Regions from separate parts of the Homo sapiens genome. Here region 2 is linked to region 1. A link is a loop called in an ENCODE intact Hi-C map of the cell type or tissue named here. Cell type or tissue: endothelial cell of umbilical vein. All regions are shown on one strand. Each heading gives the region's core, and the rest is flanking DNA. Links, peaks and the distances in the headings are about the cores only. Region 1 has its middle 140 kb from the start of MIR563. Region 2 has its middle 80 kb from the start of GALNT15.

Region 1 (2,916 bases), core at 272-2,771:
GTAGAGCTTTTATGCCGTACTTGGTCCAGTGTTCTGTGGACCACTGAAGAGTGAGGATGGACTGCCCCAACTAGTGTTTGTAATTTCCTGAAACCATACATTCATTTTACTAAAGGAATAGCCCCCCACAACTGTCAGCTAAACCAGTGCAATCCTATACAGGTTATTATTTTGAGCCCTCAAAATTCTTCCCCTTTTCTAAGCCAGTTACCTTCTTCAAGCTGGTTTTATGGTATGGGGGCTGAGGTTTCAGGGACAGACCCTATTGGATTATTTGAAATGCATTCCTTTGATCCCGTGCCACCTGCACCTGCCTCTAAGCCTTTTTCCAAAACCTCTTACAACGGAACCATTGTTCCTCCTCCATCTAACAATAAGGCCAAGATAGCGATGGTAGAAGTTAAAGACTTAAAACAAACTTTGGCAATTGAGACAGGATACCAAGATGTAAATGCCTTGTTGGAATAGATCAAATATGCCATCTGCATGTAAACAAAAGCAATTGTTTTGCTTGTGCTCGTGGCAGGCCAGAGGCCCAGATTGTCCCTTTTCCACTAGGGTGGTCCTCTGGTCGACTGAGGATGGGCTGCACGGTAGCTCTTTTCCAGGATTCTACAGCCTGGGATAACAAGTCATGCCAAGCTCTCGCTCTGCTATATCCCGAAGTCCGGCACCCTGCGGGTTAGCCCCAGAGGGCCGTCCAGCTTCCGTCTCCCAACACTAAGTTCACTTTGTGTCTCTCACGACAGGGAGGAAACTTAGCATTCCTTGGAGACCTAAGGGATGCAGTGAGCTTAAGAACTTTCAAGAGCTTAGCAATCAGTCAGCCCTTGTTCATCCCCAAGAGGCTGTGTGGTGGTATTGTGGTGGACCTTTACTGGACACTCTGCCGAATAACTGGAGTGGCACTTGTGCTTTAATCCAATTGGCTATCCCTTCCACCCTGGCATTTCATCAACCAGAAGAAGGAAAAATAAGACATCGTAAAGCGAGAGAAGCCCCTTATGGATCTTTTGACTCTCACATCTATTTAGACACAGTTGGAGTCCCATGGGGGATACCAGATCAATTTAAAGCCAGAAATCAAACAGCTGCAGGATTTGAGTCAATATTTTGGTGGGTGACAATTAATAAAAATCTAGATTGGATAAACTACATCTGTTACAACCAACAGCGATTTATTAACTACACTAAAGATGCTGTTAAAAGAATAGCTGAGCAATTAGGGGCTACTGCTAGCCAGATGGCTTGGGAAAATAGGATAGCCTTAGACATGATATTAGCAGAAAAAGGAGGAGTTTGCGTCATGATTAAAACTCAATGTTGCACCTTCATCCCAAACAACACCGCCCCTAATGGAAGTATAACAAAGGCATTGCAAGGTCTGACTGCTCTATCCAATGAGTTAGCCAGCAACTCAAGGGTAAATGACCCCTTTACAGGATGGCTAGAGAAGTGGTTCAGTAAATGGAAAGGAATAATCCCCTCAATTCTTACCTCCCTTGTAGCCGTAATAGGTGAACTTATTCTTGTCAGGAGCTGTGTCATACCATGCGTCCATAAGTAGATGCAGAGGCTCATAAAAATGGCACTTACTAAAACCTCCCTTAACTATCCTCCACCTTACCCAGAGAAGCTTTTTCTTTTAGAATATCAAGCAGAACAACTAACTCAAGACATGTTAAATAAGTTTGAAGAGAAAGCTGTAAGAAAAATGCAAAAGGAGGAAGTTGTTAAATATGAATTCTAAATTTCTCTTCAAAGAATTAATATGTTAGTATGTTCAATTCTTTGCCTTCTACTTTTAAACTTAACTTTCATAAAGCAACCTTTTTCGATTACCTACTTCACCCTGACTCATTCTGATTACCTACTCCACCCTGACTCATTCCGATCACCTGCTCCACCCTAGCTCATTCGGATCACCTGTTCCACCCTAACTCATTCCGATTACCTGCTACCTGCTCTGACCTAACTCATTCTCCACCCTGCATAACCATTTTTTTCCTGCCAAAGCACTTACCCCGTCATTCTCTTTAAATTAGCCAATCGGAATTAGTTTAGCCTGTGCGGTCTAACCCTAGCCAATAGGGGAACAACAGAGCAGCAAGGGTCACGTGCGTCAGGGATAAGAACCCCTTTCCCTCCCTTGTCCAGGTGTGTGCTCACCATTGCTCCATCTGTAAGGGCGCACCCTTCTATAGAATTACCTGGCCTTGCTGAGAATTAAAACAAAATTTTATATTGGAGTGCTATTTCTTTTGCAGCACCGAAACTTTATATATAACATAGGTGAAGTACTAGCCAAGCTAGTAATCAATTCCCACTTCCCTGAATGAGTGTTCAGAGAAGTCTGCTCCATTTCCTTTCTCAAGGGCCACAAGAAGATGTCAGGGAGGCTGGATGAGGTGGCTCATGCCTGTAAATCATAGCACTTTGAGAGGCTGAGGCAGGTGGATCACTTGAGCTCAGGAGTTTGAGACCAGCCTGGGCAACATGGCAAAACTCCGTCTCTACTAAAATACAAAAATTAGCCAGGCGTGGTGGTGTGTGCCTGCAGTTCCAGCTATTCAAGAGGCTGAGGTGGGAGAATCGCTTGAACCCAGGAGGCAGAGGTTGCAGTGAGCTGAGACTGCGCCATTGCACTCCAGCCTGGGCAATAGAGCAAGACCCTGTCTCAAAAAAAAAAAAAAAAAAAAAAAAAGAAGAGGAAGAAGACGACGGCAGGGAGAACCAGCCACAGTGGACATCTATACACTGTTTGTCCTACCACTGTCCCTGCTTCTCTGGATCTTGCCTTCCCATTTCCTCAAGCCACATGGTTTCCATGAGAGTGGTTTGTTTAATATTATCCTGTTCCCTTAGCTCCAAGTTGCCAATTCAGAGGTAAGCACCATCACAATTTAACCTAATTAA
Region 2 (2,916 bases), core at 273-2,772, 78 kb before region 1:
AATTTTCATTTCTACTTGTGACTTTCCATGCAGTAAGTACTATTATTGTGTTAAAATTTCAGAGGCTTATAGACACTGAGGAACTTACAAGGATTCAGATTTAGTTTCACTAACTGCAGGTCCTGAAGACATAACAGATGTGAGAATGGTTAGAACCACATCTGTCACACGGTAGACACTCAACACAGCTGCCCCCTCTACTACTAGATGCCACCACTGTGCTCAGGGAAATGGGCAGTTCTTGCCACTGCTATCCAGATCAATTTTCCACCATCTTTGTGTTTTGCACTTCTTGGTTTGGCTTTGGGTGCATCTTAGTAACTGAGCCTAAGTGATTTGTTGGAGCTTTCAGGATGATCTGGGGATTACCACATGGTGAGCAGGAAAATTCATAACCACTGACCCTGGCCTGATACACAAGGCATGTCCAAGCAGAACTATTATTCAGGTGAAACAAAATAATACAGCCAAACTAGTTGTTAAAATATTGAAATGCTTCTATATTGGTTGGTAAGTCATCACTAACCCCAGTTGCTAAGATCCCCACCACCATCCAGGAAACCTCAGTTCTCCCCTAAGACACCCTGGACCACTCCTCCCTTAATTTGGTAATTAAAGAGTTGATGGCACAGCATGGAGCCTTTGGGGCCTTCCTCCAGCCACTAGAGCAGAGCATCATTGTGACCGGCCCTCCCGCTGTGTGTGGGCTTCCCGCTGCACCAGGTAACGGTATCCCTCGAGGGCACAGAACAGAATGGAAGAGGAACTATGGCTCTGACCTTCTTCCACATCATGCCAGATCCCAGCCATTGTGCCCCCAAACAATGGTGCCTTTCCTTCCAGTCCAACAACACTGCCTGCTTCTCAGGCTTAAGTCAAATGCTTCAATAAGTCATTGCCATCTATAAGTGAAATCTAACGGGGAAATAGGCCACAGACAGGATATGGGGCATGGTTGCTACAAGGACGCCATGGTACACTGGTTTGCAATTGATTTGTGTTCTAGATCCAAACCCCAGTACCTATTAAAAAAAAAAAAAAAAAAAAAAAACTGTACCAAGAGCCCACAGGAAAAATAGCTAAATGTTTTCATTCTTGCTGGATCCATTCACACACAGGCTTATGTAGGAAGGAACTGCATGATATTTTCCATTCTGCATATAATTTCCCAGCAAAATCAGATGGAGAAAAATGTAATTAATTCAATAAGGAAATCAGTCTGTCACAGAAAACTTCTGCGGGAAGGGAAAAGACAAATCACAGGGAAGAAGATAAACTACCAAGTTTGTAGGGGAGTTGTGGTTCCAACATTCCTTCTCCTGTGGCCCATCTCAAACATACAGTGGTCAGAGGGTTTTCCAGGACCCCTGCCCACACTGCATCACTGAAGGTCTGTGTTAAGCAATAAAACAATCTCAACCTCAGGGCTTTAAAAAAAAACAAAATCAGTTCCTGCCTGTTCATGTGGGTTTAACTGTAGTCATAAGGCCTCTGGCTCTATTCATTCTGTGTAAGAGATGTGTTAAAAGAGAAAGAGTGTGTGTGTGTGTGTGTGTGTGTGTGTGTACGTGCGCACACACTGAGATTAAAGGGAGAAAGGATGGGAGAATAAGAATATGGAAAACAGAATGAAGCAGCATTTTAAACAGATGGAGGGAACTGAAGCGACGGTCAGAGCTGAGCATTCAGCACTGGCAAACCACAGGGAGCTATGGCAATCCAGCCAGGAACTTAGCAGAGGATCCTGAAGGCTCCTGCATTGGCCACTGTCTTGCCACTTTTCTAAGTTAGACAAGATGACCTGCAACTAACACCTTACATTCCCTGACAAGCTAGTGACAGCCAGCATTGCTTTTTAGCCTTTAAATATTTAACTTTTACGGCTGGGCGCGGTGGCTCACGCCTGTAATCCCAGCACTTTGGGAGGCCGAGGTGGGCAGATCACTTGAGGTCAGAAGCTCAAGACCAGCCTCACCAACATGGAGAAACCCCATCTCTAATAAAAATACAAAAATTAGCCAGGCATGGTGGCATGTGCCTGTAATCCCAGCTACTGGAGAGGCTGAGGCAGGAGAATCACTTGAGCTTGGGAGGCAGAGGTTGCAGTGAGCCAAGATCACACCACTGCACTCCAGCCTGGACAACAAGAGTGAGACTCCATTTCAAAAAAAAAAAAATTATATATATATATTATATATATATAATATAATATATATGTGTGTGTGCGTGTATGTACATATATTTTTAACTTTTACCTTTCTGCAGTTTTGGTATTTGTCTGATTCTATACTCATGGGATGGCGTAAGCAATCCTGCTGGTGCCAAGATGTTGAACAAATTCCAGAACCAGGGTTCTTGGCTGGCAGATGAAGGTCATAGGATGCTAGGAGCCCCAGAGAGAAAGAGCAGACTCCTGGGGTGCCTAAAGACAAAGGTTGCCACGCTGGGAGTAAAGGTGGCATAGGCTTCTTCATTCTCACCTGATAATGTTCTAGGATAATAAGGTGACAGGAAGGGAGTGGGAAATGGAATGGGAGAAAGGTTTCATTGGCTTAAAAAGCTTTCAGCTGGACTTGTGATGACTCCTTGACATGGTAAAATGGTGAAAAGTCATTTAAGCATCCCAAGGTTCTGTGAGGCAGCCGCATCTCTGACTTAGAGGAATTTTTTAATACCTGTGGCATTCATATGTTATAAAAGAATTATTTCTCTCTGAGCAGAGGGTAGATTGTATTTTTTAAAATACAACATCTTTCATTGTACATATTCTTCTATAACAGGGGCTGGCAAACTATGGTCTGGGAACCAGCTGCCCGTTTTTAGAATTAAAGTTTTATTGGAACATGGCCATGCCTATTTTGTCTATGGCTTCTTTCATGCTATAACAGCAGAGTTGAATAGTTTGCAAGAGACTGT

What was found. A loop is a pair of places that touch in the nucleus more often than their neighbours do. Peaks named below come from ENCODE experiments on the same cell type or tissue, not always from the same donor. Only the 100,000 strongest peaks of a DNase experiment are listed, where the experiment ranks them.
Region 2: a loop joins it to region 1, with 29 times the contacts of the local background. A loop is called at or near these places in 1 of 110 quality-filtered maps.

The regions. Positions count from the first base shown.
Region 1 is chr3:16,014,859-16,017,774 of GRCh38, reverse strand. No RefSeq gene overlaps it. Among named protein-coding and RNA genes, the nearest start is that of MIR563, 140 kb to the right of the region's middle. In endothelial cell of umbilical vein, for the core only: no CTCF peak of the experiment used is centred there; no DNase peak of the experiment used is centred there.
Region 2 is chr3:16,093,342-16,096,257 of GRCh38, reverse strand. No RefSeq gene overlaps it. Among named protein-coding and RNA genes, the nearest start is that of GALNT15, 80 kb to the left of the region's middle. In endothelial cell of umbilical vein, for the core only: no CTCF peak of the experiment used is centred there; a DNase peak (open chromatin) is centred at 1,247.